Linked DNA regions of Mus musculus: all the other regions are linked to region 3. Evidence: chromatin loops called from intact Hi-C (ENCODE). Cell type or tissue: gastrocnemius. All regions are shown on one strand. Each heading gives the region's core, and the rest is flanking DNA. Links, peaks and the distances in the headings are about the cores only.

Evidence for each region. Hi-C counts contacts between places; a loop is a spot of excess contacts. Peaks named below come from ENCODE experiments on the same cell type or tissue, not always from the same donor. Only the 100,000 strongest peaks of a DNase experiment are listed, where the experiment ranks them.
Region 1: it touches region 3 in a loop (4-fold over the local background); 14 of 42 quality-filtered maps call a loop at or near these places.
Region 2: a loop joins it to region 3, with 4 times the contacts of the local background. A loop is called at or near these places in 19 of 42 quality-filtered maps.
Region 4: a loop joins it to region 3, with 3 times the contacts of the local background. A loop is called at or near these places in 5 of 42 quality-filtered maps.

What each region holds. Positions count from the first base shown.
Region 1 is chr1:119,671,531-119,679,571 of GRCm38, reverse strand. Ptpn4 (protein tyrosine phosphatase, non-receptor type 4) reads left to right here. Exons shown (of 27, transcript NM_019933.2): 24 at 689-817; 25 at 3,875-4,023. Among named protein-coding and RNA genes, the nearest start is that of Epb41l5, 27 kb to the right of the region's middle. In gastrocnemius, for the core only: a CTCF peak has its summit at 4,375 (motif pointing right); a DNase peak (open chromatin) is centred at 4,394.
Region 2 is chr1:119,089,356-119,097,396 of GRCm38, reverse strand. No RefSeq gene overlaps it. Among named protein-coding and RNA genes, the nearest start is that of Gm41934, 33 kb to the left of the region's middle. In gastrocnemius, for the core only: a CTCF peak has its summit at 3,520 (motif pointing left); a DNase peak (open chromatin) is centred at 3,484.
Region 3 is chr1:119,455,073-119,463,113 of GRCm38, reverse strand. No RefSeq gene overlaps it. Among named protein-coding and RNA genes, the nearest start is that of Gm46145, 5.2 kb to the right of the region's middle. In gastrocnemius, for the core only: a CTCF peak has its summit at 4,684 (motif pointing left); a DNase peak (open chromatin) is centred at 4,697; H3K4me3 peaks cover 1,338 bases; H3K27ac peaks cover 256 bases.
Region 4 is chr1:120,009,348-120,017,388 of GRCm38, reverse strand. The region is part of intron 1 of Sctr (secretin receptor); the gene reads right to left. Among named protein-coding and RNA genes, the nearest start is that of Sctr, 6.4 kb to the right of the region's middle. In gastrocnemius, for the core only: a CTCF peak has its summit at 4,066 (motif pointing right); DNase peaks (open chromatin) are centred at 4,071 and 4,574.

The DNA.
Region 1 (8,041 bases), core at 2,936-5,435, 220 kb before region 3:
GGTTTTTATGGCACAGTGAAAATGAACTAAGAGTTTAGGGAATGGTTACACAGTTCTATGAAGTGTACTGAAAGCAGTTGCACTTTAAACGGGTCAGTGATATGAAAATAGAGCTAGGATATATAGCACATACACATATGCACATGTTCCTACACACCTGTGATAAACTCTTATCAGGATGTAGCCAAACAGATTGTTTAGAGAAGGTTTTTAAAGGTCAGTGAACAGCCAGGCAAGATGGATAACTAAGTAAAGTGCATAGGGACCTAAGGTGAGATCCCCAGTACTCACCGTAACATTTAGATCTGGTAGCTTGCATCTGTAGCCCTAGAGCTGGAGGGCCAGAGCAGAGATAAGCAGATCCCTGTGCTCATTGACCAGCCAGCTTGCCTAGCCATACTGAAGAGCTACAAATACAGTGATAGACCTTTTCTCAAATAAACAAGGTAGTGAGTGATGGAAGAGACCACAGTGCTACATGTGTGTGCATACACACTCATATATGTGCACAGTAACATTCATACAATACGCACCTGTACACACGAAAATATTAGTAGCTATAAGATGTATGAGAATTAGTTCCTATAAATTTGAAAGTTCTTAAAAAATTAGATCATTTTGAAAGTTGGAGAATTCAAATTTATGTCTTAAATAGGTAATTTTCTGTATTCAATCTGTTGACAATCAGGTTAAATGTCACCAGTATTGGCCAGAACCCTCAGAAAGCTCATCCTATGGATGCTATCAAGTCACCTGCCACTCTGAAGAAGGAAACCCTGCCTATATCTTCAGGAAGATGACACTGTTTAACCAAGAGGTAAGAAGTCAAGAGTGTCTGTGTATAAGAACTGCTGTAAAGACTTTGGAAAATGAAAATGTTTTTAGTCTGAGACTAGTTACTAGGAAACAAAAGTTACTCAACTGGTGACTAGAAGGATGGATCATCAGTTAAGAACAACACTTGCTGGGGGCTGAAGGAATGGCTCAGAGGTTAAGTGCACCGACTGCTCTTCCAAAGACCCTGAGTTCAATTCCCAACAACCACATGGTGACTCAAAACATTCTTTAATGGGATCCGATACCCTCTTCTGGTGTGTCTGGAGATAGCTACAGTGTGCTCATATATACATAAAATAAATAATTCTTAAAAACAAAACAAAAGAACACTTGCTGATTAGTCATAAGGAAAATTCAGATCGCAGCACTGATATAATAAGCTGGACATAACTACAAGTGCCTGTGACCCCAGCTCTGAGAATTTAGACAGAAGGATCCCTGGGGCTTTCTGAGTTCTATCTAGCATAGCTCTGAGCAATGACCAGGTTTAGTGAGAGATACTGTTCTAAAGGAATAAGAAGAAAGTAAGAAAGGAGGATACCTGATAACTTTTCTGGCCTCCACATATATATAGTCCACATACATGCACATACACACACACACTTTATTTATCTTTGCATAGTTCTGAGGTACTCTGGTTATATAAATAAAAATGTCATGGCTAGATATAGCTAGCTTTATATAGCTATAGTTAGACTAAGAAAAAGGACTATGTTGAAGATAGAAATCACTATGCACACATACACACACACTTGCCTACCTCTTGGTCATCTAGCTAGGAAAATAAAGATTAAAATAAAGAACTATCTTAATGATTAACCTACAGATTGGTACATTATAATTATAAGCTAGACAGTATATCCTTAATTTATTCTTATTCAAATAAACTTTAGCCGTTTTCTCCCTGTAAAGTTTAGCTTCATTTACTGTCCGATTCCTTTTCTATATGTTAGCACATCATCAGGCTCCTTCCTTATTGGCTGTAAGAGAGCCAGTAAGGCTGTATGTCACTTGTCATTAATCATACCCTTGGAGTTCCTGCCTTCAAAAGTTTTAAGTATTGGTGGGAGAGACCTGGGCCTTCACAGTCTTATGTGGCAGTTTCTTTCTTCCTTTGGCTTTGTTTAAAATGGCCGTCAGTGTTACTAAGTGTTGTGGTGCAAGTATTTAATCCTAGCTTGAGCCAAACATAAAATGTTGAGCCAACATAAAAATGCACACACACAATGCTGGGCGGTGGTGGCGCATGCCTTTAATCCCAGCACTCGGGAGGCTGAGGCAGGTGGATTTCTGAGTTCGAGGACAGCCAGGGCTACACAGAGAAACCCTGTCTCGAAAAAAAAAAAACAAAACAAAACAAATAAAATAAAATAAAGTGAAATAAAATAAAATAAAATAAAACTGCACATACACTGATAGATAGTAGATCGGCAACCTCCACTCCCAAAGTCTTGATTGACTTTGACCTTCATTGAAGGGGCTCTAGCCAGCCTGTCAAGCCTGGCCCTTCTTTCTTGTTTTCTCTTCCTGTGCTAGCCCAAAAGGCCCATTTCCTTATTAGTCCACTTTCTCCTTCTGAAACTGACTACGAGTCCATTTATCAAAGTATTGAAGTCCAGCAATCTAAAGCCCCCTTTGGCTCACCTAATTAACATGCCCAATTAAAATTAATCATCTCACTCTGACTCTTCCCCTTTTACCTTTATAAACTGCCAAGTCTGTCTCCTCTCTGTCCATAGGCAGTCCTTTGTCAGCACCCACCCACTCCCATCCCAAGGACAAATACTCCTTCCCCCTCTCCTGTTTCCTATCCTTTCTCCCTTAGCCTCTGTCTTCTGTCTTTCTCTCTTATTTATGCCCTTTTCGCGAACTTGGTCTTGGTGGTCTGAGTTGATACCTGTCTTTTCATTCATGATCTGCATTTAACATAAATGGCTGTCCACAGACTGAGTGATGTTGAATGATAGTTATATCCTGTTTTAAAGTGTGTGAGTCAGTAATTTGATATGATTTAGTCTTTTTAGGAAACCTTTTAAACCTAAAGATGCTGTGGAGCTGTAGGTGTCCTTTCACTTTTCACTTGAAGGAAAGAACCTCTGAAATATTAAATGCCAAAACTGGCAGAGTTAGGATTTGAGGATTTGAGCCAGAGTTCTTACTTTAATTATATCCATCATTGCTCCCCTTACTGCAGCCAAGTATATATATATTATATATTTATATACTCTATCTGTATATTTGAGAGATTTTGTATTTAAATGTTTTATTATACTCATTTATGTGTGCGCAAGTGTTTGTGGTTTTGTCATGGTGCACCTGTGGAGGTCAGAGAGGGCAGAAGACAACCTAAAGGAGTCTGCTGTCTGCTCCACAGTATGTGTCCCAGCAATTGGGTTGAGATGGTCATTCTTGGCCATAAGCACTCCTAGCAGCTGAGCCATTTCATTCTCCTGGGGCTTTGATGTCATTCCTGTCATGGAATAATTGTCTCAAGTTTTGTTCATGCTCACAAAGTGTTTACTTTACCATCTTTGTTCACGTGGAATCCCTATTAGGTAATCTTTTAAGCAGTTCTCTGACCTTAATTTATTTGATTACCCTGTTCAAAATGCCTTAGACATAAAAATTGAGTCATTAAAGTATAGCAATGTTGCCAGGTGGTGGTGGTGAACACCTTTAATCCTAGCACTTGGGAGTTAGAAGTAGGTGGATCTTTATGAATTTGAGTCTAGCCTGATCTACAGACTTAGTTCCAGGACTGCCAAAAGCTATACAAAGAAACTGTGTCTCGGAAAATCTTTACCAAAAAAAAAAAAAAAAAAGTATAGCAATGTAAGTAGCTAGTACTTACAAGGATACAACTATTTCTGTGAAATGTTTTCCTTCAGTTCAAATGTTGTATTTAAGTGAGTTTATACACAATGGCAAGACAAAATGGAAAGGTGGTTTTATTTCCTTCTAAAGCTAAAATGGCATGAATTTTATATTTTAAAGGTAATTCCTAAGTCAAAGTGTGTAACTTCTCATTTTCATTTAGAAAAATGAGAGCCGTCAACTTACTCAGATTCAGTACACAGCCTGGCCTGACCATGGAGTACCTGATGATTCGAGTGACTTTCTGGATTTTGTTTGTCATGTACGAGACCAGAGGGCTGGAAAAGAAGAGCCCATTATTGTTCATTGCAGGTACTTTATTTCCTGTCCTTAAGAAATGAATAAGTACGTTGTTGGGAATGCATTCTGTATTTTGGCCTTTTGTTGTAATAGAAGATGGTAGACAATGGAGAAAATTCTAATATAATGGTGTAGAAACTATGTAAAAGGATAAAAACAATAGTTATTTTCTGGTTCTCCTGTTTTAGTCTCTCTTCATTGGAATGTGTCTTATAATTGATGGTAACTTGGATATGATGAAATACTGACATCGTTTCCATGTGTTGTATTGCTATAACAAGACATTTGAAACTTGGTAATTTATAAAAACAGGAATGTAGTTTTCAGTTTTAGATTGCAAGGCTAAGTGTGGCCAGCAGAGGCTGCTACTCTACAAACTAGGGGAGCTAATACAGTGCAGAGCCCTGTGGGCCTCTGAAGCTTAACCTGTATGACTAGCAGCAGATCCAAAGTGGCATCTTTCTTTCTGCCACTGGGTCACATGTGATAATATCTTAATATATACCTTTAGTGGTAATATCTTAATGTTTTCTTATTTTAACATTTTTGAGAAAAGGTCTTGTATAACCTAACCTGGTCTAAATGCCCTTACGATCCTCCACCAATTCTGGAGTTGTACATGTATACTATACTGCCACCCCATCTTACAAAATAGAATTTTTGTGTTTTTATTTTTTTTAAATTTCATTTCCATGTTTAACTGGTTTTATTTTTCATTATTCAGCAAGCTTTTTTTGTTTTGTTTTGTTTTGTTTTTCAAGACAGGGTTTCTCTGTATAGCCCTGGCTGTCCTGGAACTCACTCTGTAGAACAGGCAGGCCTTGAACTTAGAAATCTGCCTGCCTCTGCCTCCTGAGTGCTGGGATCAAAGGTGTGCGCCACCACGCCCGGCTTTTCTTTTCTTTTTAATCTCCTGTTTTTTCCTCCTCTTCTTTATTTTAATATTTTTTTTATTATTTGTTAAATTGACATCATACATCCCAATTCCACTCATCTCCTCATCCCTCCATATATACCCTCTGCCCTTGCAACCTTCTCCCAAAAACAAATGAAATAAAACCATCTCACTGTGGGAGCTGCAGCGGGTCACACAGTGTAATCTGTTCCCACACAGCTTTACTTGGAAATGGTCATCACAATGAGTCGTTGCTCCAGCATCAATACTGGATCCTTGCCTGGATATCCTTTTAGTGCCCTGTGTCATGGGCATTCGACAACTTTGGTTCTGTAGAACCTGCCCCTTCCCACACTCCAGTGTGTGTGAGTTCATCAGCCTCCCCACCCCCCACCCCCAGCTCTCCTGTGCCCATGCTAATGGGGCCAGCTCTTCCACTTTGCTCTAGTGGGGGATTCCTCCTCCGTTTTATAACTTATTTCTACTCTTCTTTTTCCTTTTACTTAACACTGTTTCTTGTGTCCCTTTTTCCTCTCCTTTCTTTCTTTATCCCATTCATTACTATTTCCACCTTTGCTATAAATGATTTTTAACTTCAGAGTATACTTAACATTCATTTTGCCATTTTTTTCTTCTTTGGTCATTGCGGGTGTGTTATGGAGTTTAACCAATTTCACTGTGTTTCGATATCACATTCATTGTGGGGTTACCAATTTGTTTTCATCTCCCTGAGTAATATTGGGGGTTTACCCTGCAAGAATAGTCTGCTAGGGAGGAAGATTCCCAAATAAAAGTGGAAGAAAAATCCATACCAACAAAGGCACAAATTAAGACACAGAAATACTCCTCAATTACTAAATTCAAACATACTAAAACAGGTAAAATATTGGATAAATTCAAACATTTTCCTGTAAAAATCATTAGTGACTTTAAGGAAAATACAAATAAGCAGATGAATGAACTAAGAATTTCACATGGGGCCTTGGAAAGAAAACTGGCAACATAGAGGAGAAAGTAAGCAAGTGGATAGAAAAGTTAGCTTACACATGAATAAGAAATTAATCAAGGAAATCGAGATGTACAAAATACAAATAGCAATGTTGGAGATGAAAACTTTGGAGGAACAAATTTTTAATAAATATAGAAAGTAGACTGCATCACCAATGGACTAGACGAAGTAGCAACAATAAAAGAACATCAGGACTGTAGGCAAGCCTGAAGAATACTATGCAAACTTGATTTAAAAGCCCGCCTTTAATCCCAGTACTCTGGAGGCAGAGGCAGGTGGATTTCTGAGTGCGAGGCCAGCCTGGTCTACAAACTGAGTTCCAGGACAGCCAGGCCTATACAGAGAAACCCTGTCTCAAAAAAACCAAAATAAATAAATAAATAAATCAAGCAAGCAAGCAAGCAAAAAGTCACAACCACAATTTTCAAAAACTGTAGGATGTTATCAAGAGACAGAATCTAGGAATCTGTGGGGTAGAAGGAATCAAAATTAAAATTTCATAACATTATGAACTAACCAGCACCCCGGAGCTCTTGACTCTAGCTGCATATGTATCAAAAGATGGCCTAGTCAGCCATCACTGGAAAGAGAGGCCCATTGGACACACAAACTTTATATGCCCCAGTACAGGGGAACGCCAGGGCCAAAAAAATGGGAATGGGTGTGTAGGGAAGTGGGGGGGGGGGAAGAGGGTATGGGGGACTTTTCGGATACATTGGAAATGTAATTGAGGAAAATATGTAAAAAAAAAAAAAAGGAAAAAAATAGTTCTATATTTTTTTCTCTATCATGTCATAAGGATTGTGAAGATTAATTTTAAAATTAGGTTCCTAATGTCATGACCTTATAAATTATATCTATCTCCTGTATGACTCAGTGTGTATGTTGCTTTTAAAGTAGTAGAGGTGCATGTATTTGGACAACATGAAGAGTCCAATGGATAAAAATTAACACTGTTGACTATGTTATGAGTACAGAGACTCAAGACTATGTATATTCAGGCACAATCTAATGATGACCAATCTTACTTATGTTTAAAAATTTGATTGATCTCAAATATAATTCATTTAAACATTAAAAAAATTTCATCTAGAAAATCTATTCAATGAAAATAAAGCAGTTTTCCAAATCTAGGGAAGAAATGAACATCTAAGCCCAGGTGTTATTTAGAACCCCAAATTACATGACCAAGAGAGAACCTCTCCATAGTACAGTATACTCAAGATGCCAAAGTGTAAAAACACAGCAATATTAAAAACTGTAGAAGAGGGGGCTGGTGAGATGGCTCAGTGGGTAAGAGCACCCGACTGCTCTTCGGAAGGTCCAGAGTTCAAATCCCAGCAACCACATGGTGGCTCACAACCATCTGTAACAAGATCTGATGCCCTCTTCTGGAGTGTCTGAAGACAGCTACAGTGTACTTACATATAATAAATAAATAAATAAATCTTTAAAAAAAAAAAAAAACTGTAGAAGAGCCAAGCATAGTGGAACATACCTTGGTGCAAAGGAAGTAGGATCTTTGATGTTCAGGCCAGGCAGTACAACATAGTAAGCCCCTTTTCCAAACAAGACAAACACTGTAAGAGAAAAGACAGTATCTCACAACAGCAAGCATAGTGACCGGAGAGATGGCTCATCAGTCAAGAACACTGGCTGCTCTTGTAGAAGGCCTGTCTTTGATTCCCAGAACTCACATAGTAACTCATAACTGTCTTTAAGTCTAGTCCAAGGCATTTGATGCTCTCTTCTATCTTCCTTGGGCCAGAGATGCATGTGATAAACACACATAACTGCAGGCAAAACACTTAAACACATACCATGGTTGAGATAGTAAATCGTTGAGGGAAGGGGAGTACATTAGATCTTACAACAGAAATTTAAAAGGCCATAAAAGCATGAAATCGTATATTTCAAGTCCTGAAGGTGAATAGCTAATAAAGCTGCTCTATTCCCCAAAGCTACCTTTTAATAGAACAGAAATAAGGACATTTCAACTCTAAGACAGTTCATGGCCACTAAGTCAGCATTGCAAAAGCTCCTGAAAGGGGACCGAAACACAGGGCAGTAGGAACAGTGGAGAGCACAGGCTAGAGCTGCTTTCATGTGAGGACTAAATAAGCAAA
Region 2 (8,041 bases), core at 2,172-4,671, 360 kb after region 3:
AGAGAAGAGAGAGGAGGGCAAGGAAAGGTGTGAGGGGAGAAGGGGGAGGAAGGACAGAGAGAGTGGAAGTGACATCCCAGAATCCCTGAGCCCACCATGACGTCTGTACACTGGCTGCCTATAGCTTAAGTATCATGTTTAAGAGACAGGAAAAGAGCCCGATGCTGTCTTGAGTGGAGTCCTTGGACTCTGTCCTGAGTTTGGATACTGGTGTGAGGACAGGAAGCTGCCGTTTCTCTTTCCTCTGCACACACCCTAGCTGCCCTGGGCTATGGTCTGAAGTCTAGGCAGCCTCAAGTCCGTCCAGCCGAACTGCTGAGCTGAGGGTGTCACTCTGCCCACTTCCTGTCTGAGCAATGACATTGCAGGGTCAGGGGCACCTGGGACTGGCTGCCTGTTGCTCTCCTCTCTAATCCCAAACTGAATAGCCTGAGATGGTTTTAGCAGAGCCCCAGTCCTGCTCCAGCCACCTCTGTAGGAATCCACAGTCCCTCCTCAGAGGGGACACACTCATCCACAATGCCCTTTGACTCCATCAGCAGTGAGCTGGGTCCACAGCCACAGGCCTGGCAGAGCCCTCAGGCCCCCAGAACCCGGCCTGCTTGCTTCAACCTCCTGCACAGACCTAAGCTTTATTTCTGAAAGGGGAGTTCTCTGGGTAGCCAAAGCTGACCTCAAGCTGATATCCTCCTGTTTTTAACCCGGAGTAGTTGCCACGCCAGCTACAGCATGACCAGCTTTTTGGAGGTGTGTGTGTGTGTGCGCGCGCGCACAAAAACAAAAACAAAAACAAAAAATGAACTCTATCAGATGAGCCCACAGCCACGACATGCACCATGCATTCATACATCAGAAGCTTGCTATTATCTGGCTACAGAATCCAGGCCCACATACTAGCTGTGCAGACCCCAGGGCGACTATGCCCCCTCACTTGGCCTAGGAAAGGCCTGATGGCTGGCTCTGGGTTGCAGCATGTGCCCACTTCCAGCTCCTCAGATGTTACTGAGTGCAGACGAGACCTGTCATGGCCACTCTGCAATCCTACCTCTCAGATACCACAGTGGAAACTTCCGGGCAGACACCAAGTATGGCAATATTCTGCTCTGATGTCCCCATCATACAGACAAGAAGCATAGATTCTGAGAGATATCACCCTTCCCAGACTTCAGGTACCCTGAAGGAGTCCAGGTTTGGGATGTATCATGGGTAGGTTTTACTGAAACTGACTCTGGAGGTGATGGGAGGGAGGGAGGGGTGCATCATACAGACCAACCTAGCTCTGGCTGGCCGAGATCAGCCCAGGCCGGGCAGCCCACACACAGCATGCGGGGAAACAGCAGGCCTTACTGAGCTACCATGCACATGGACTCCTTATGCAGGTTTCCACACACAGAGAGGCTGGGCAAGCAGCTAACACTACCTCCTCCTGGGCACTGTGCAAACCGTAGCACATGAGCCAGGTCAACACTGACCTCACAGAAGTGACCGTCCTGCCAACACTTTGGTAAGGACTGTCCCAGGTTGAAGATGGTGGGTAGAGGATAATAATAAGATGCAAACTGGAGTTGGGACTCGGGGGGGGGGGATGTCGTGCATTCTACATAGCATTTAATAACAACGATAACAAGAATAGCAGCGCTTAGAGAAGACAGCTCAGTTGATGGAGTGCATGATGTGCAAGCATGAGCACTGGAGTTTGGGTCACAATGTCTGTATAAAAACCGATGGCTTAGCAGGGAAAGGCACTTGCTTCCAGGCTTGACAAGAACAGTTTGATCCCCAGACCCACAGGGTGGAAGGAGGGTGCTGATCCTACAAGTTGCCCTCTGACAGCCATGTACTGGCCATGGCAAACACATACCCTCTCTCTCACACACACACACACACACACACACACACACACACACACACACGCATACGTAAATGCACACTCACACATGCACGCATGCACACACACATATACAAAAAGTGTCCATACATATACACATGTGCACATGTAGAAAATATTAAAGCCAGATGAGGGTAGTAACCCACTTGGAATCCTGGCTTTTGAAAGGCAAAGATCCATGGTACAAACTGGTGAGCTGACCTACCTCAAATCTGAAAGCTCTGGGTTCAGCAAGAAACTCCATCTCATAAACCAAGTGGAGAGTGAACAAGGAAGACATGCAATGTCAACCTCTAGCTCCCACGTGCACCCATGTGTGTACACACAAGCACATGTACACTCATGCACACATACACACAACCCTTTTTCTAATTTTTTAAATTTACTTACTATTGTTTATGTGTACATGTGTTTTTATGTGAGTTTATGTGTATCACGTGCCTGTAATGCCTATGGAGGCCAAAAGAGGGCGTCGGACCCTCTGTTTCTGGAGTTACAGGCAGTTGTGAGCTGCCTGGTGTGGATGCTAGGAACTGAACCCAGGTCTTCTACAAGAGCAGTGTGCATTCTTACTAGCAAGCCATCTTTCCAGTACTGGCAAGTGTTCTGTAATATCAGCACTTGTTTTATAGGGTGTGGGATCACTGAGACAAAGAAGAGGTTATTTGACGTTTTCTATAGAAAACTGCTCTTCATCCAGCTAGGCCTGGAGGCTCTAAGCTGTACTCCCAGCTACTCTGGAAAGGAGAACCACAAATCTAAGGCTTGCCTGGGGTCCAGAGTGCGTTTAAAGCCAGTCTAGGCAACTTAGAGAGGCCTTGACTCGTGAAACTTAGGAGCAAGGAGGTGGTCCAGTTGATAGAGTGCCCAGCCCATATGGAGCCTCGGGCTCAGTCCTTAGAACCCTGTGCATAAGGAACGGTAGTGCTAGGCTGCAATTCCTGCACTCCAGAGCTGGAGGTGGGAGAATCAGGAACTCAAGCCCACCCTCAGCTATACAGCAAGGTCAAGGCCAGCTTGGGCTACATGTCTCAATAGCCCAAAATAGGGGTAGAGAGAGAGGTTCTGGGGACATAGCTCAGGAGTGTAGGACCTGCCTACCATACAAGAGGCACTAAATTCAATCCCCAGCTGTGGAAAGGAAAATAAACCATCAGGCCACACAGAGGCATTGGCAAAGTAAAAAGCAATTCTATTCGTGGGTTTTAAACTGTAAGGTGGTGGGTTCACCCATTGCCCTTTAAAAGCAAGAAGTTTCTGTTTACAAATCACATTCTCATGACCCAACCTAAAGTGTTCCTCAGGTCGGACCTGGGAGAAAATGAGAAGAGAAGCGCTTGGAAGAACCAGGACTTGGTTGGTGGTCACTTTTTTTCATCCTGCAGTGCTCCCCAGGTCGGCCTGAAATGTCCAGTGTGCCATCTTTCACTATCACCTTGACAGCATTTAACCAGTCTCCGTGATGTCACTCATTGGGCAGGGAGCTGCCAGCGACAGCCTGGTGAGGGGGCAATGCAGTGTCTGTTGCTTTGTGCAGATAAAGTAACCACAGAGGAAGGACCAGGAAGGGCCAAGGCCAATTGGTGAGGACAACACCTCCCTCTAGTGGTCCTATCAGACATTGCCGCTAGGCACTGTAGAACAAATGTGTTTTCTCAAGAGGTGAAATCGTTTTTTAAAAGGTGGAAGAGGTTAAGAGTATGAACTGTCCGACCCACACGCTTTAAGAAAGTTAAGAAATGTGCACTGGGGGAGAGTGCACGGTAGGTAGGGTACTTACTGTAAAAACATGAGGACCTGAGTTCGAGTCCCCAGCACCCAGTCAAAAGTACAGTGTGGATCTGTAACTGGCTTGCTGGGGAGCAGGAGGTGGCGAGAGGAGGATTCCCTAGAGGTCAGTGGTCGGCCAGCTTAACCAACTGGCGAGTTTCAGGTTCCGTAAGGGAGCCAGCCTCCAAAAACAAAGGGAAGAGCAATAGAAGAAAGTAGCCAGTGTTGATCCCTGACCTCCACACACACAGGCACACTTGCATATGTGCTCCACAAACCATCAACACACACACATTGACATTTTTAAATAATAAAATAAATCATTCAAGTTCTCACAATCATTTCAAACTCTGCGGAGCTTCCCCATGGAGAGAATCGTGCATTTTAGGAAAAGACCAGAACCTCCTGTGTGCAAGGAGCCAGCCCAGCCCTGGACAGCATCGGGGTCACACAGAGATGGCCTTGCTGGGCACACAGGCCAGCTTCCCTTCCCCGAGAGCCCTGCAAACCTTGAAGAGACCCTTCAATCCCAAGGCTTAATCAAGCCTCTGTGTGTGTGTGTGTGTGTGTGTGTGTGTGTCCAGGTGCACTTTGTTGTGTATAACTCTGTGGAGACCAGAGGTGGATGCCTGGTGTCCTCTATCATTTACTTTTTAGGACAGGGTCTCTCTCTAAACTTGGAGTTCCTTACTTCAGCTCTGCTGGCCAGCCAGTGAGCCTGGGATCCTCGTGTTTTGACCCCAGTCCCACAGCACTAGGGTTACCCACAAAAGCCTTTTTGTCAGGCTTTTACATGAGGACTGGGGATTTGAACTCGGGCCCCTAGGCTCCCATAGCAGGCACTTTGTCCACTGGGCTATCTCTCCAGCACTCAGAGCTCAGATTTCAGTCTCTAAACAACTGTTCTCACAACAGGAACCAAGTTCTTTAGAGAAATGGCTCATTCTGGTCAAAGAAAACTCAAGACGTATCCACTGGGGCTGGAGATATGGCTCGGTTCATACACACACTGGCTGTTTTTGCAGAGGCCCTGGGTTCCGTTTGCAGTACTTACATGGTTCCGTTCCCAGGAGATCCGATGTCCGCCTCTAGCCTCTGAGGGCACTTACAACTGTGGTGTACGTGCACACACGCCTGTAAGATAAAAACAAATCTTAAAAGGAAAATAAAATTTCATTTCTGTGGTGGATAAGTGCATAGACTATGTCATCTTAGTTAAAGTGTGGAATCCGTTGTGAAGCCCCACTGCTCCCATCGGATGCCTATCTGACTGTTTAGACGTCCATTGAGTTGTATAGTCTTTGGCTCTGGTTAACTTCTGTGTGTAATGTTTTCATTTGCAATGTTTTTATAACACAGTTTAAAAAGAAATATAATAAATAAAAAATATCTACGACTTTGTACAGATACCAGCTAGTTAAGGAATAAGTGGATATATTGGAGAAAAAGCCAGACTGGTCCCCAAAGAAGTTTATATAATAAATGTGGAAGGAGGCTAAGTTTCTAACAGTCACTAAACACCTTGAGAATTGTTTCAAGCAAGAATCATTAATGGGTCTGCAAAATGGCTCAGTGGGTGAAGGAGCTTGCTGCTAAGACTAGCAACCTGAGTTCAATCCCCAGGACAACACAGTGAAAGGAGAGAACCGATTCCCACAAGTTGTGCTCTGACTTTCACAGATGTGCTGTGGAATGAATGAATGAATGAATGAATGAATGAATGAATGAATATAAATAATGTTTTTTTAAAATAATCATCAGGCTGGACAGATGACTCAGCCATTCGAGGCTGGCAGCCAAAATGTCAAAAAGGGACCAACAGTGGACATCAGTAGACATGAAAGGCTGCAAGCAAAAGTATGATAAGCAATTTAGTTTCAAATTTTCTCACCATAGATACTTTATTAACTATAAAGGGGGGGGACACAGTATCTTTATATGAAGAAACTAGACATTCTGTGTCAGGGATTAGCACAAAAAAGTCCCTTTCACAGACTTTCTGCCCGAAGTGCTTGAGCTAAATTGGATTCTCTCTCTCTCTCTCTCTCTCTCTCTCTCTCTCTCTCTCTCTCTCTCTCTCTCTCTCTCTTTCTTTTCCTCCTACTCTTCCTCTTCTTCTTTAGTTTTTTTTAAGACAGGGCTTCTCTGTGAAGCAGAGAACTCAGAGATACGCCTGCCTCTGTCTCTTGAGTGCTGGGATTAAAGACATGTGCCAGCACTATCCAGCTATATTGCATTTTTAAAAAAGATTTATTTATTTCTATTTTGTGTGTAGTGTATGCATGCAGATATGTATATGCACCACATATGCGCCTGGTACCCAAAGTCAGAAGAGGGCTTCGAACCCCCTGGAACCGAAGTTACAGATGGTTGTTAGCCACCACACAAATGCTGGGAACCAAACTTGGGTCTTCTGCAAGAACAACACATGCTCTTAACTACTGAGCTGTCTCTACAGCCAGGCATAAGCCAAGTTAATCTAGAGGAGACATCATATAAAACCCAACCGAGCATGCACTGTGTAAAATAACTGGCTGGTACACTTTTAAAATAATAATAATGCCCAGCCTGGTGATATAGGCCTTTAATCTCAGAACTCTGAGGACAGAGGGATGCAGATCTCCATGCGTTCAAGGCCAGCTGGGTCTATATAACAAGTTCCTGGTCAGTTAGGGCTACATGGTAAGATCCCATCTCAAAAAATGGTGATGACAAAGACTATGATGATGATGGTGACTATGATGCTGATGATGCTGACAAGGATGATGCCCAAGATGATGATGATGATGATGATGCCCAAGATGATGATGATATAGCATGCCTAAAACTCTAGGCTCCATCCCAGCACAGTATAAACAGGGCATGGCGGTGCACACATGCAGTCCGAACACTCAATGATCAAAAGTTCAAGGTCATGCATGACTACAGAGCTACATAGTGAGGGTAGCCTGCATTACACGAGCTCCTCTCTCAAAAACGATTAAAACTAAAAAATGACGATGATAATAACGATAATAATAACAATAACCCTAACAATACCTGTTTTTAACTATCTAGCAAGACTTCCAGCAGAAAGTGGGAAAGAGCAGGCCAGGCTGAGATACAACCCAAGGATCAGACGCAGTCATCAGTGTTAATTTCCTGGTGCTGATGGCTGTGTTGCCGTTATGTAAGATGTTAACATCCAAAGAATGTGGGCAAAGAGCACACTGGGAATTCTTTGTACAATCTTTGTAACTTTCCTGTAGGTCTGAAGTGATTTCAAAGTGAACATTTCGGGGGAGGAGGTGGAAATTTGGAGACTTTGCAGATGCCTCCCTCAGCCACTTGGAGAAAAGTTCGTTTGGATCCAGCTCAAACTGGACACGACATTCTCCTTTCCACAGACAGAACGCCTAAGAGCCAGGGGCCAGCTGCAAGGGAATGTTCTTAGGCCGATGCATGTGCAAGCAAGCCGAGGGCTGGGGCTGCTTCCCCGGGAGGGGGGCTGGGGCACAGGTGGAGGGGCCCGACCAGGGTCCCGGGTGGGTGCCGCTGAGGGCCAGACAAGGAGCCCTCTGCAATTTTGATTCTACTTGGTCTAGGTTCAAAATTCTCCACTTTATAAAGCAATGCCCCAGAAGGCCGGGGAGATGGCCAAGTTGGTAAAGTGCTCAACTCTGCAAGCCCAAGAACTTGAGTTCCACCCCCCACGCCCAAGCAAAAGCCAGGCTTGGTGGCGCCTGCTTGTAATCACAGTGCTGGAGCGGTGGAAACTGGAAACGGGTGAACAGTCAGAGTTTTACTGCCACTTCTGCGAACTGGGAAGGCAGGTAAATGTGAGAGACCCTGTCTCAAAATATAAGAGATGTCTCAAAATGTGAGAGATGGCTCAGTGCTTAGGAGTGAAAAAAAAAAAAGGTGGAAAGAAATTGAGGGAAGACACTCAGGTTGGACCTCTGGACTTACGCACACATTCACACTCATACTGGACTCACATACACACATTCACACACACGTTCATGCTCACACACGTGCACACACACTCACACCCCACACACGTTCACACACGTTCACATACACACACAGTTCTTGGGGCAAGGTCTCAGCCTGAACAGGAGGAACCACAGGGAGACGCGGACCCGCCCCCTGACAAGCTCCTCCCACCCTGTCCGCTGCTCTTGCCATCCATCTGCAGGCCCCAGACCATTTCTGGGCTATCCCGGAGCTCGCCTTGACTCTTTTCCCAACTGGCCCCAGAGCCTCCTAAATGTACACATTGGCTGAGTTCTCAGTCTTCCTATCCACCCTGCTCCCTTAGGGATGGAGGACCTCAGGCCTGGGACTGCTTGTGCTAAGTGGTCCTCCTCCTCAAGCCAGGATGGACACTGGAGGGTGAAATAA
Region 3 (8,041 bases), core at 3,635-6,134:
TATCCCCCCTTATAACCTTCTGTCCACACTCTGTTTCCCAGCTGCACATACTGCAGGCACCCAGTCCTCGTAGATCTGGAGATCTGAGCATCACCGCTGTCCCCCCACTCAGATCTCATCTTAGGAAGAGCTAGAGGTTAACTTTTAACCTCCACACATACACACACACACACACATATACAAATATTAATTATTTAATTAAAGCCAAGTTTCCCACCTTACTTCCCAACCATTTCTGCAGTTCTCTTCTTCGTGGGGCTCCTAGAGTTCTCTTTCAGGTCCTCTGCCTGTCTGACCTCAGCTGTGCTTTTAACGTGTGTGCCTCAGCCACTCAACATTCTGATGCTCCACATATTTCTGGCTCTGCTCACTGTGAGCTCCCTGAGCCGGACACTTGCAGAAAGAGCTGGTCTGAGAGTCACCCTCTAAGCAGACACCCTTCTGGGAAGACACCGTCCAGTTCCTAGTCTCATCTGGGATGCCACACCATGCTAACAACCTGGACTCCTCGTGGTCACCCTGAGCACTATTCCTCTTGGAAGTGTTTTTGGGAGTCCCTGCTCTGCGGCCCTCTCCTTCCAGATTCTCTCTTTGCTCCTCCCCTACCTCCCTCTTCACCAGCCGCTCTAACCTCCCTCCAGCTGCCCCATGTGTCTGTGGTTCCTGTCTCTACTCTCACAGTGCCGTCCTCTGTGCCTTTAAAGGGGACACTGACGCCACAGCATTTTTCATACAAAAAAGACACATTTGGGCCAGGAGGATGGCTTAGTTGGTAAAGTAGCTGCCATGCACGTATGTGGAGTAGTTTGAGCCCCAGAACCTACATGCCAGCCCAGCTTATGTGTCAAGCTCTGGGCCAATCACAGAGCCTGTCTCAGAAAATAAGGTGGGTGGTTCTTAAGGAACAACATCTAAGGTTGACCTGTGGCTCCCACATACATGTGCACAGTGCTCCGGGACATGCATGAACATGCGCACACATGCGTGCACATAGAAGAATGCCACACACACCATGTCCTGGCTGTCCTGTTTTTGTTTTATGGGCTGGAAGATCTTTATCTTCCAGAGTGGAGTTTGCTGTGGCAGACAGCTTTAAAAGTTGACATTTCTTTCCTTTTATTTAAAGAAGTATTTGTGTGTGTTTGTGTGTGTGTGCGCACACGCGCGTATGAGTGCATAAGTGTGCATGTGTGTGTATGAATGCACACATTAGAGTGAGACAGTGGGTTTCCTGCCCTGTCACTCTCCACCTCAGTCTGGGAAGGTTTCTTTCTCATTGAATCTGGAGCTAGGATGGCAGTCAGCAAGTCCCAGTCATTCTCCTGCCTCTGCCCTCACAGCCCTGGGATTGCAGGCTCCTGCTCTCCTACACAGCCCCACGGAGGATTTCAGGTCTGTGCTGGGAATGTGCTTTTACCCACAGAGCCATCTCCTGAGCCCGAAGGTGACATTTCTTCTCAAGTGCTATCCTAAACTATCTGGGTACTTGTCTCATCCCGAGAGGACACCCACAGAGGGCTGTGCAGTCAGGGTTTGGGGAGTGGGCGCAGCAGAGGCCCCACAGGAGATGCAGAGGGAGGCTTATCTTCATATAAAAGTTGCCCATCACCTAAACCTGGAAGTCACCAGTTACCTCCGGCTGCAGCCTGCTGACTGGCTGGATGTGAGAGGTGTAGAATCCAGAGGGCTGGCTCCACCCGTAGCCTTCGACTGCAGAAGACTCAGAGCAGCTTCCTAAAGCTCTGTGTTTGGTGGAACTGGGATTCTAACTTGGGAGGTGCCTGCAGCAGACAGTGGGGCCAGGCTGCACCAAGCAAGTGAGTAAGTGGAACACAAGTTTTCTATGCTAGGGTGAGGGCCTTCGGGATGCTTTCAGAACCCTGGTCTCATATACCCTGGTCTTATATACCCGAAGATGGCCACAGGAGCGAGTGTTACCATGAAGGCAACGAGGAACTTAAGTCTTTGCTAATGCAAAGAGAACGAGACTCTGGTAAGTTTTCTATTTAGCAAAGGAAATCACTTCACTCTTCTATTTTGAGACAAGGTCTCATGTAGCCCAGGTTAACCCATGTGTAGCTGAGGACGACCTCGGACTCTTCTGCTCTTTCCAGCTCTACCTCCCGAGTGCTAGGATTGCAGGTGCTGACCACCAAGCCTGCTTTATGTGGTGCTGAGGAAGGAACATAGGCTCCATGCATGCTAGGCAAGCACTCTACTGACTAGGCTACACCCCTAACTAACTCCATCACTGCTCAACACAGTAAGCAGAGGACAGGTGGAGAAAGTGATGATGATGGGTCATCTGAAACCTCTGTCTAGAGAGGACGCTTGTGGTATACACGAACTCTTACATGGTGCTTATCAAACAGGACACAGCCCCCCACCCCCGCCACCCCCCACCCCCACCCCCCGCCGAGTCAAGGTTTCTCTTTGTAGCCTTGTCTGGCCTCAAACTCAGAGATCCACCTACTTCTGCCTCCCAAGAGTTGGGACTAAAGTCATGTGCCGCCACTGCCCAACACACTTCAACTGTTTTTATTTTTTCACATTTTAATTATTTCTTGTGTGGGTGGGCATCTGCCTGTGTTGGCCCACATGTGGAGGTCAGAAGACAACTAATGGGAGTTGGCTCTCTCCTTCTGCCATGTTGGCCATGGGAATTGAACCCTGGTTGTCAGCCATCCATATCCCCCCCCCCCCCAATTTAAGCATCATGTCTTCTCTGGGACTTCAATTGTACTTGTTTTGTAAGCTTCTATTTCTGAGTGGCTTTTCAGAAGCCTGTTCTACATAGGCTGGAACAAAGCCCTGTTAGTAGGGTATTCCCCTCACATGGGCTCCATTCCCAGCATCCCCGCTCGGCATAAACTGGCATGGTAATTCATGCCTGCAATCCAAGCACAGATGATGAGGTAGAGGCAGGAAGTCAATGTGAGGCCAGCCTAGAATACAGGGAATGAGGATCAGAGAGAAGGAAGGGAAGGAGGGAGAAGAGAGAGAGAGGGGGGGAGGGAGGGAGGGAAGAAGGCAGGAAGGCAGGAAGGCAGGAAGGCAGGAAGGCAGGAAGGCAGGAAGGCAGGGAGGGAGGGAAGGAGGGAGGAAAGGAGGGAGGGAGGAAAGGAGGGAGGGAGGAAGGAAGGAAGGAAGGAAGGAAGGGAGGAAGGAAGGAAGGAGACCTATTTTGTAGGGAGAGATTCCAACACACTAAGTCTTAAGCCTGGCTGAATAGCAGCAATGGTTCTTTAACTAAATTTGAGTCTGTGAACCCCCGACTCTATACTTGGTGTGGAATCTTTGCCGACTTTCCCATGTGGATAATATTTTTGTCCTAGTACTACAATTTCAACTGAACTCTAGGGCTGTGGTGCAGAATACTAGTTCTGCATGTGGGAGGCCCAGATGCACTATCTAGTGTCTCCTGTGTGTGTCTGTATTCCCAGCTCTGAGCTCATCAGAGAAGTTCAAGATGAGCCTCAGCTACTTAGTGAGTTCAAGGCCTGCCTGGATGACATAAAAACCTTTATCAAAAGCAAACAAACAAACAAACGAACAAAAACTCCCCATAAGTTTTTCCATTTAGTGCCAGGAAATCATGGGCCCCACACCCAAAGCCCTGGTCAGCAGCAGCCTGAGCGTCTTATTCAGTCAGGGCTGTATTTCTGATATTGCTAGCTTTCAAAATGCTACTTGGCTTTATTTTTAGGAAGGAAGACCTGCATTCACAAAACACTCTAGGTTAGATTGCACCATTCAGAGCCTCAAAGTACTTATAAGAGGTCCTATTTGCTCGTTGGTGGCACATGGCTGTGCCTGCCACACAAAAGCTGTGCATGCCACTCAATCGCTCTGCCACTGGGTTACAATTCCAGGTCAGAACCTATACCTTTTTAATGCCATATTTTCTGAGCTTATATATTACTTTTTCTATACTAGAACAAAACACTTTTTAATATTCTCAGTGGGCAATGGGTCAAGTGCTTGCCTGGCAAGCCTAATGCTCTGGGCCCCATCCCTAGAATCATACAGACCCGGCACAGGGGTCAAGTGAGCCATCTCAGTACTGGGAATGGGGAATGTCATGACCATTCTCAGCTGAATAGCCAGTTTGAGGCTAGCCTGAGATACATGAGGAGACCCTGGTTTGTTCTCTCTCTCTCTCTCTCTCTCTCTCTCTCTCTCCCCTCTAATTCTAATTCTATATACGTGCTAAGCCAGGCTAGTGCAGCACTTACTCTGTAGCCCAGGCTGGCTAGTCGGTTCTCCGGCCTCCGTGCTAGGACGATGGGTGTGAACTGCCACGCCAGTCCCAGCTCACTTATTTGTTTTAAAAATAAGATCTCATTTAATTTGGACTGACCTCAAACTCATAATATAGCTGAGGATGACTTTGAACTCGGATCCTCCTGAACTAGAGTTACAGGCATATATAGAGTGCATAGGTGTGAGATGCTATCATGCCTGCCTTATGTGGTATTGGGATGGAACTCAGGACTTCATGCACATTCGGCAAGCACTCCAGCAACTGAGCTACATTCCCAGTTCCCAGTGCCCCATTCGTTTTTATTTGGACAGAATGTTATACCAAAAAAAAAAAAAAAAAAAAAAAAAAAAAAAGATGTCATTTTTTTAGTCACACCAGGCTCATTGAACGCTATTCGCAAACACCTAGCTCCACCTAGTGGCTACAGGAGGGTCGATTTTTCCCGAGAAAGCTCTTGAGGCTGGTCTGGGACCCTGCCTAAGTGAGGGTAGCTTTGGTAACTCCCTGGAAGCTGATTCGGAGCAGAACGCCTGCCTGAATCACTCCCTTGAAAAAGGTCCAAACACAGTTGTTGGGTTTAATGACCTGCGTTATTATGGGCTTTGGATTTTGTGTGTGTGCCAAGCCAAAGCATGAACAATACACAAACTCTTAAGGAAAAACACCGTGGCAGAGAGCAGGGCAGACAACATAAGCCCACTGTCTGTGAGGGCTGGTGGTTTCACTCGCATTTTTATTGCATTAATCAATTTGTATTGCAGAACATAGGAAGACTGTTCCCACAGTGAGTTTTGTTTACTGAGAAAGATTGGGAAAGTAACAGGGGAGCCCTAATTCCTCACACTGCAATTCAGCAAGCTCCTTTCCACATGAAACGCAAATGGGCTGCAACCCAGCGTGCAACTGCGCTCTCTCTCTCTCTCTCTCTCTCTCTCTCTCTCTCTCTCTCACACACACACACACACACACACACACACACACACACACACACACGAGAAAGGCCTTGGAGAACCACCCTAGTCACGTACTCCCTTCTCACCCCCCCCCCCAAGGAGCACCCAGACCTTGGTCTTAAAGACACATTCCCTTGGGGGCATCAGTCCCTGTAGTAGCGGTTCTGTCATTTTGGCTGCCATCACCAGAGATAGCCTCTGCTTCAAGGACTGCTCCCTCTTAGCCCAAACAAGCTGACTTCAGAGGCCAGGGCCAGCCAGTCCGTAGACTCAGTGCTCCCGTAGGCAAGCAGGTTGGGCTGAGCACTGACCGTGACCACATGTGCCATGGGCCCTTTGAGCACATTCTACTTGGGTGGGTGGCAGGTCATGACAAACTATTTTGCCCCAAGCATGGCTTATTCTTTTGCAATGCCCAAGCCCTATGTGTGGGTTAGAGCTTGGTGACTGTCCCTCAGTGGTGGGGGTAGGGATGGGGGCTGTAGCCCTAGGAAACAAGCTCACCTTGAAGCCCCGTGGCTCAGCCTCGCCTTCTATAGTTCAGGGCATAGCTGGCAGGGGGAAGCGGCTCGCATGTGATGGGATTGTGACCATATGTTGCTTTCAGTTTCAAAGCAGACTTTTAATAGCGGTTTCGTGTTACCTAGCTAAAAGTAGCTGTGAGCTTCTTGCCGCGTTCACACCTCTTCTCCCTTGTCCTGGATCATTTGTTCTGTGCTCCCTAAATTACCCATCCTTCTTGGGTTTAAGCATCAAAAAAAAAAAAAAAAAAAAAAAACCTCTTAGCTTCTAGCTTCTGCTGTTCACCAACACAGGTGCTATGTCAGCGGATCGCTCCCTCCACCCCACCCCAGTTCCCCCCACAGCCCTCCATCTTTCCCCACCTGTAAGCAGCGGTTCCCTGGCCAAGCTCCAAAGCACTTTCTTTTATCCCTTGATTGGGGTTTTATTTTAAAGAAGAAAGCCAAGCACATTTTTAACAGCCACAGCCAGATGGGGCTGAGCTCTTCCGAGGCAGCGAGGCAGCGCAGAGGTAATAAAACCCTGAGAGCTGGTGCGGCTAACCTAATGAGAGAGGCTGGGGCTTCCTGCCAGCTCCCAGTCCTGAAGAATACCTGTGGCCTCCGTGGAGGAGGCTCGTGACCTACGGCAGTGTTTTCCCATTTCTCTGTCCTCAAAGGCTGAAGTTAGTGCTGCGCTTTCCTAGCCCCAGGCTTTTCCACCCCTGCCTTGGACAGTTTTCACTCTGTGCTCCCGTAGTGACTTCTCCTACCTTAATAGACCTTGCTGCTGTACCTCATGGCTCTCCTTCCTTCCTTCCTTCCTTCCTTCCTTCCTTCCTTCCTTCCTTCCTTCCTTCCTTCCTTTTTTTCACTTTAATTGCATTTTATTTGTGTGTTTGTGTGAACACGTGGACACATATCACAGAACCCATGTGAAGGTCAAAGGACAACTTTCAGGAGTTAGTTCTCTTCTACCGTGTGGGTCTTGGAGATCAAATTCAGGCACACACACACGCACACACACACACACAAGCTAGTGAAACACCATCCATTCCCTCCTCTGCCCTTCTGCAATGGACTCCCATGTGTTAGACTGAGGGTGTCATGGGTTAGACTGAGAGTGTCCTCCCCTCCAGAAGAGATGTCATAGAGGCCACATTCTTCCCTTGGCCTGGCCCCTGGCTGCTAGTCACTGACAGGTGCCTTTCTTGCCATCTCTCAAGGGTGTTCTATTTCCATGGCTGCAGCTATAAGTCACCGACTTCCACTCAACCAGGCCAGGACGACCGAGGGCTCAGGGAGCACGTGCACAAGCCAGGGGCCACTAGGCTGGCAAGCTAGTCTAGCTAAGCCAGGACAGTGAGAGATCTCATATCGAGAGAGAGAGAGAGAGAGAGAGAGAGAGAGAGAGAGAGAGAGAGAGAGAGATGCAGGTAGGGAGCTGGTTAAAATGCCCTTAGCACAAGCAAACACGAAGAAAAGACTCTCTGGCAACTGGGCCAGCTAACTTGGTGTGGGCAGCAGAGAACAAAAAGAAATCTTGTCTTGAGCTAGGCATGGTGGTGCCTTTAATCCCAGCACTCAGGAGGCAGAGGCAAGTGGATCTCTGTGAGCTTGAGACTAGCCTGGTCTGCTAAAGACACCCTGTCTCAGAAAACAAAACAAAACAAACACACACACACACACACACACACACACACACACACACACACACACACACACACAAACAAACAAAAACCCTGAAAACAAAAAGAAAAAAATCCTGTCTCAAACAAAGTACCAGGAGGGAAGGACACTCAAGGTTTTCCTCTGGTTTCCATACACATTTTATGGTACATGTACACACATACACATGCATGCATGCACACACATGTGTGCACACACACATGCACTGTAAATCTGTCTTACCATCCCCACTCTAATTAGCTACTCTCTCCATATTCATTCAGGACTTGCCTTTAAGAAACTTCTTGAACCATGCCTACCTAGCCGGGCATGTCCATCGTCCTCGATTAAGATGGATCTTAAAATCTGGCAGGAGTCAGGTTGTGGGGGAGCATAGCTGTGGCCTAGGATTTGGGAGGCTGAGGTAGAGTATATAGGTCATTTTCAGTTATATATTGAATTCAAGGCCAGCCTAGGCAATGTGATATGCTGTCTCAAAGACAGACAAACAAAAAACCAGCCTGGTCCATAGTCACCATTTCTCTACCTGAGTGCTGCAATAATCCCCACTTACCATCCCAGGCCTGACAACCTGATTGGTGGCCACTGAGGGAAGGGTCCTTCCTTGTCCCATTACTTGCCCCATCTTCCCCACG
Region 4 (8,041 bases), core at 2,579-5,078, 560 kb before region 3:
ACACAAGCTTGTATTTGCTGCCGGATGGTCCTCTGACACCTGCCATCTCTGTCTTTGGATGTTTCCCAAATGGAAGATACGTTTTACTGTATCCTCTCCACCTGAGAGCCAAAGGTCCCCAGGAGCAGCCCCGAGTCTGTGTCGGTTGCTCTCTGTTGCCAGCTCACTGATGAAGCCAAAAGAGAAAAACACAGTTACCAAGTTTGGGATAATCTCTATGCTCTTGGATTCTTGGCCCTGCCATGGGGCATGTAATGTCAGCTTACCCTGTTCACCATACAGATGGACTTGAAGCTATAGGCAGCCACAGTTTGTCCTTGAGAAAACAATAGAAGAGTTCAGCCCGGTCTGGAGGTAGGGGCAGTGAAGCAGATATCAACAGGAAGAAGGAAAGACACTGCATCCCATTAACTAGTGTTAGTTTAATTATGAACTCTTAAGTCTGAAAGTTCCAGATCCCTTCTTAAAAACTGAGAGGCTGTGGAGATGACTCAGGAAGTAAAGAGTTTGTTATAGCCAGCAGTGGTGGTGCATGTCTTAAATCCCAGCACTTGGGAGGCAGAGACAGGCAGATTTCTGAGTTCAAGGCCAGCCTGGCCTACAGAGTGAGTTCCAGAGCAGCCAGGGCTACACAGAGAAACCCTGTCTCAAAAAACAAACAAACAAACAAACAAAAAAGAGTTTGTTATGCAACTGTAAGGATCACCAGAGCCCATGTAAATGCCTGGTAGGCATGGCAGCCTGACAGGAATCCCAGCACTCATAAAGTAGAGACAAAAACCTGTCTAGGTAAATTAACGTAACTCTCAAGCTCTGGGTTCACTGAGACACTGCCTCAGATAATAACCAGATGGGGCTGGAGAGGTGGCTCAGCAGTTAGAAGCACTTGCTGCTCTTGCAAAAGACCCAAGTCCACTTCCTAGTACCCAGGTTGGGTGACTTGGGTGACTAGCAATCCCTTGTAACTCCAGGGGATCCAGTGCCATCTTCTGTTCTCTTCAGGGAACTGCACTCACAGACTCACGCTTCCATGCAGAAATGCATGCATACACAGAAATAAAAAAATAAAATAAAATAAACATGTTTTTAAAGAAAGAAAGTGGAAGAATGATTGAGGGACTCACCTAACCTCAACCCCAGGCCTCCACATGCACACACTGAATGTGCTCTCACACACATGTGAACACACAGAAATGTGTGCATGCGCACTATATACACATGAAAAGAAAAGAAAGATAAGACAGAGATGGCATTCAGTGTAGAACTCTGACTTCCAGCTGCATTGCATATGTACACACACTTATAAGCACATGTACACACACACACACACATACACACACACACACCCCTAAATGCTGAAGAAAGCGAAAAAACTCAACATCATCATCTTGCTCTTCATATCCCATAATGCAATCACTTGCCTGACAACTTGAGTGTGCAAAGAAATGGTTTTGGTAGCAGAGCAAAAGAAAGAGTTTAGACAGTGAAAAAGAAGAAGGGATCTCACTGTCATCTGACCAGGTCAGAACACCAAACGTCACCATCAAACACTGATCGGCACGGCTATAGCCCAGCATCTGCTTAGCTGAGGACAGGAGGGGAATAGGTTATGACCTCCACTGTTGGAGCTCATGGTCTTCAGCGGGTACAGAGAGGTCAGCGGCCAGAGTGTGTGGTGGTAAGGGCTTGGTGGGAGGAGGAATAGGGTGGACAGTGCAGAGGGAGGTTGGGGGGACAGGTATGGAGACTGCAGGAAAGAGCAATGCTTAACTCAAGTGCTGAGGTGACAATAGTATGTCCAGACGAAGAGGGGTCAACAATGAAGGATCTCCAGGTGGAGAAGCAAAGCTTGAGTAGGATGATCTAAGTACAGAGAGGTGAGCTGGACAGATGGACAGATGGATGGATAGGTGGATGGATGGACAGACAGATGGGTGGCAGGGCTGCTGCAGAAGGTCATTTGGTGACATCAGCAAAGCAAGAGGACAATGACCATGGGGAGAAGGATCCTGTGAGGCTGAGAAGATGCAGCATGAGGAACCACACAGAGGCAGTTGGGAGGCGGGGACACAGGGGCAGAGCCAGGACAGAGCCCCCAGCTTCACATGCCTGAAGGGAGCTGCATTGCTCCGCCCCTCTGCCTAGGTCAGAGGGATGTGTTCTTCCTGACCCCATCTCTCTGTTACTGCATCCTTTCTGTTTCTCATACGATGTACTGCTATGACTTGGATGTGTCACTGAGGTTCTCCTGTTGGAAACTCAGCTCAGTTCCCAACATACACACATGCACACACACAGATACATACATATAGGTGTGTGTGTGTGTGTGTGTGTGTGTGTGTGTGTGTGTGTGTGTGAAGAGTTATCCTAGGAGTGGATTTCAAATGAAAGGATATTTGCACTCTCTCTCTCTCTCTGTCTCTCTCTCTCTGTCTCTCTCTCTCTCTCTCATACACACACATGCACATTCACTCATACATGCATGTACACACATACACACACACACCATCTCTTGCCTTCTCTTTTTTGTTTTCATTTTTTTACTGGATATTTTATTTATTTTTATCCCCTTTTCCAGTTTCCCCTCCGCAAACCCCCATCAACCCCCTCCCCCTGCTTCTATGAGGATACTCCCCCTCCTACCCACTCCTGCCTCACTGCCCAAGCATTCCCCTAAACTGGGGCATAGATCCTCCACAGGACCAAGGGCCTCTCTTCCCACTGATGCTCTAAAAGGCCGTCATCTGCTACATAAGCAGCTGGAGCCATGGGTCCCTCCATGTGTACTCTTTGGTTGGTGGTTTAGTCCTTGGGAGCTCTGGGGGGGGTGTCTGTTGGTTGATATTGTAGTTCTTTCTATGGGGTTGTAAACCCCTTCAACTCCTTCAGTGTTTTTTCTAACTCCTCCACTGGGGTCCGTGCTCAGTGGTCAGCTGTGAGCACCCACATCTGTATTTGTCAGACTCTGTCCTAGCCCTTCTTCTTCTATGATGACATAGACTGAAGGACCTACCTAGAGGCAGCTCCTCAATATTGGATTCTCCATCCTCTGAAACTGTACTAAATACATCTCTGAGCTGGAAAGATGCTCTGTTGGCCTGCCAGCATGAGGACCTGAGTTTGATTGCTAGAATCCGTGTTAAAAAGCAAGACACAGCTATAGGTTCTTGCCATCCCAGCCCTGGAGAAGTGGAGACAAGTGAATGCTAGGGTCTCACTGGCCCGCCAGCCTGCGTCAGCAATTATAAGGCCAAAGGAGCGATGTTGTCTCACAAAAACAAAGTAGATGGCACATGCATCTGCATGTACATACACATGCATAAATAGGCACATGTACATGCACACACAGTCCAAAAAGACAAACGGACAAAAACAGTATAAAATGGTGATTACATGGAGCTTGGAGATGAAGGAAAGGGAGAGCTACTTAGTTGATTTCAAGAACTCATCACACACACATATACACATGCATGTACACACACGTGCGCACACACACACACACAAAAGAGATGCATGTAAATTTGTTTGACTGTGGTGACCATTTCATAATGTACATCAAAACATCATGTCCCCTTATGCAGGTGTGATTTTTAATTGTGTGAGCATGTATATACGTATATGTAAGTATATATAAGTATGTGCATGTATCAAAGCTGGGGGACAACCTTGGATGTTATGCTCCTTTGATACAAGGTCTGTCATTGGCCTGAAGCTTACTGGTTAGGCTGGACTGTCGGGCCAGCAAGCTCCAGGGACTCTCCTGTCTCAGTCTCCCTAGTGCTGTGATTTTAATCATGAACCAACCTCCACACTTGATGCTTTGACACGGGGATAAAAATCAGGTTCTCCTGGTTGCCAGGCAAGCATTTACTGACTAAGCTGTCTCATCTTTCATTCAAAACACATACAATTTTAAAGATTTTTTTTCAAAAATGTCTAGCAAATGGGGCTAGATAGAGGCCACTGATAAGCCTGATTCTGTGGGTGCTGAGTAGGAGCCAGGCTGCAGCAAGATAAAATGAAGGTTAGGAGCCCAGAAACAGCCTCCAAGAAGCTGGCCACCAGGGGGCAGAGCTGGGACTGTGGAGGGAGGTGTGCAGAGAGCTATTTTACCAGCCCTGAAGGGACTGGACAAGCTGAGCAGTTAATGAGAGGAGACACTCAGTGTGACCCCACTTCTGAGCAGAATCTGAAGAAGTCAGGCACAGAGAAGCAGAGCTGGGAGAGACCTCAGTGGGTGGCCATGCAAGGTTGGATCACCTGGGGAAGGAAGCTCCTGAGGTATGCGTCAGTGGTATAGTTTGGATCTAGTATGGTCCCCAGTGTATTAGAGGCTGAGTTCCTAACTTGGTGTTATTTGGAAGGTCGTAGAACATTTAGAAGGCAGGAACTAGTAAAAGACAGGTCAGTGTGTGTAGAGGGGAGGGAGAAACGCATCTTAGTTTTGTTTCTGTTGCTGTAATAAAGTACTCTGACAAGAGCAAAGGGAAAAGGGGGTTCTTCCAGCTCACGGTTCCATACTCCCTCACTGTTCTGTGATTCGGTCCAGCGTGGCAGCGGTCTTGGCAGCGGGAGCTTGAGCCAGCTGGTCCCCTCACATCCACAGTCCCAACAAATGCTTGCACGCTAACGCTCAGCTCTTCTCTCTACTTCTTCACAATCAGAATCCTCTACCCAGAGAACGGTGGCAACCTCGAAGGCGTTCCACCTTAATGAATGTGATCTGTATAATCCCCAGACATATTCCCTGAGGGCAACCCAATCTAGACAGCCTTCCAGGGATAGTCTCTGCCCAGGTGACTCAAAACTGGGCCTCGCCATGGACCAGAACAATAGGCTAATTGACCATGAACGGAATCTCGTGATCCCATGTGTTTGCTTAATGACGAAAGCTGAGCAACACAGATAGGCAAGGTCTAGGGACTGCTCATGACAAGATGGCAGTGCCATGAACTGAATGTCTATGTCAGCCCAGTTCATACACTGAAGCCCTCACACCAGTGTGCCTGTAATTGGAGACAGAGACTCTCAGAATGTAATAAATGTCAGTAAAGGGGTAAAGGTGGGGGCTGAACTGTAAAAGATCCATATTCTTGTAGAGGAGACAATATCCACCCAGCAGGCTCCCTGGACAGGCCACAAGAGAACAGAGGAGCTACCTAGAAGCCAGGAAGTGAACCCTCACAAGACACTGGATGTGCTAGATCTTGAGTAGACTTCAGCTCCAGAATATAGGAAAAGAATCCTTTGTTGTTTATGCTAGTCATTCTGTGGTGTGCGTGTGTGTATGCGTGTGTGTGTGTGTGTGTGTGTGTGTTCACTCACACAGGTGTACCAAAGATCAACCCAATGTATTATTTTATTCATTTGCTGCCTCATTTTTGTTTATTTTCTGTTTGTTTGTTTGTTTGTTTGTTTGTTTTGAGACAGGGTCTTTTACTGGCTTGGATCTTACCAAGTAGGCTGGGCTGGCTGACCCCAGAGCCCTAAGGTCTGCTGGTCTCCACCTTTCCAAAGCTGAGAACCATTATATCTGATCTTTTTAAACATGAAATCAAACTTAGGTCCTTGTGCTTGCTAGGCAAACACGTCCCCAGCCCCCGGTGTATGGGTTTTGTTAGGACAGTCTGGCCAACCAAGATGAATAGGAAGGAAAGTAGCAGAGGGTTCACAGTAGACACATCTATCAAGCTAGCTGCTCTGAGGAAGCCGGTCCAGGTAGTCATGACTCTCAGGAAACAAAGAGCAAATCCATCAGCCAGAAATGAGATTGTGAATCAGGAGGGCAGGAATTCAAATAGACAGGTCACATGAGCATGTCTCTGAGAGCAGAGGGTGAGGGGAGCAAGGTGGAAGGTTCCAGAGAGAGTCCTGGGGTTAACTGAGGTTATGAGGCCAGGTTCCCATCCTAACAGACTCATGTTCCTATAAGGGACAGGATGGTCTGGGCTGCAGGCACGACTGACTAGGCCTACCTATCCCCATTAGTGTTCAGAGTGTTATGTCAGAGTGGTCTGTTGAAGCCAGCAGCCCCAGGATCGTCTCACTTTTTCAGGTTTACCCAGTGCTGAGCTGCCTTGTATTTATTGTAAGCAAGTACAGGTAGATAGGATCTTAGTGTTGTGAGTTTGCCTTGGGTACCCCAGAGCCAGGTGAAGGTCAGTGTCCTTAACACTGCACGGAGACTGGGGCCCAGTGATGAGACACTGGAAGGGGCCACCACAGCGGCAGAACGGCAGACCGCTAACCACTCAGACCAGCAGGGGTACTGGGAAGCTGGCTCCGATGTTGGAGAGTCTCTTTCGGAGCCATCGATGAGAAAGCAGGGACAAGGAGAAAATGCCAAAGCAGGGCAGTGAGAACAACACATTCTCTGCAGTCTCTTAGCTATGCTTATGTGTTAGTTAGCTTCCCACTGCTCTGACGAAGTAGCAGAGAAAATCAGCTAAGGAGAAAGGATGTATTTTGACCTAGAGTGTCATTTGAACTGGTGGCATCAGAGTCTATCATAGAGAGAGCACATGACAGAGGACACTGCCTGCTTCAGGATAGCCAGGAAGCAGAAAGGAGTAAAGGAAGGGCCAGGGTCACAGTATCCCCTAACGTCCTCCCATTAGACTCTACCTCCCAAGTATGGTTATCTCCTGATTGTTCTATGGGCTGGGCAACAAGTCCAACACACAGACCTTTGGGGGAGTATATAAGGTTTAAGCTATGAGGACGGGGAGATAGCTCAGTGGGTAAAGCGACTGCATTCTAAGTTCAACGACCTGAGTTCAATTCCCAAGAGCCCACATAAAAAAGCCAAGCATAGTGACACATACTTAAAATGTCACTAGTGGGAAGTAGAGAGAGGTGGGTCCTTAGTGTTCTCAGACCGCTCTTCCCAGCCAAATCACTGAGTTCCAAACCTCAGTGAGACTCTGTCTCAAAAAACCAAGATGGACAGGATTCTGAGGGATGATGCTCAAAGTTGACCTCTGGCCTCCGAACACATTTTCACACAGACACACATACACACACACACACACACACACACACACACACACACACACACACAATCCAAATTCTAATAGCCTGTTTCCATCACTGGACTCAAAGTCTCTGTCATCACAGTGCCTCAAATCCAATCAGCAACAACTATTTTTAGTCCTGCTAATGTACCTCTCAGAAACACAACAGACCTTAAAGCAGTAGCTGTCACAGAGGGGCAATTCCCCTCCTTGTATTCATAGAGTATATGATAGTGCCTGATGATATTTTCTGTTGTCACGGCTTTGCAGAGGTATTCCTGGTGCCTAATCTAGGGAGACCAGAGATGCCACTCAGGCTCATACAATGCACAGAACTACTATATCTTGTCCATATGTCAAAAGCATCAAGGTTGACCTGGGGGGTGTGGCTTAGCTGGTGCTTGCTAGTATACATGAAACCCCGGTTCCACCCCAACCCCAACCCAGCAACCTGTACTCAGTAGGCAGAGGCAGTGGGATCAGAAATTCAAGATGGTCCTTAGTTACATAGGGAATTGGAGGCCATCCTGGGCTACATGAGACCTGTCTCAAAAACCAAAATATAAAAAACAAAAAACAAAACTGTGTCAAAGTTAAGAAACCCTGTTTGAATCATGCGTCAGAAAGATTACAAGAGCCGGAAGTTACAGAGTACTGCCATAAGGCATAAGGCAGTGTTTTCCTGACATGCCGGGGCAGACACACACATGAAGTCACTGTAGCCCTGGTTACCTAAACAAATCGAGGCAGTGAACATAGCAAGAGGTATGAGAGAGGGACGTATGAGACCCTCCACTTCTAGTTGAGGAACTACAGGCAGTTAATCACTGAAATGGAGATGGGGGCGGGGGGAATCAGTTTTCTTCAGGGATGTGGATCCTGGTAGGTCCCCATTTTAGAGAGGATTGGCCCATACCACAATTATATGGGCAGCACAAATTCCACTCAGTGGGTTACTGGAGAGAGAGAGAGGAGGGTGGTAAGCTTGGGAGGGGCTGGGATGAATCCAGGAAGAGTTAAGGGAAGAC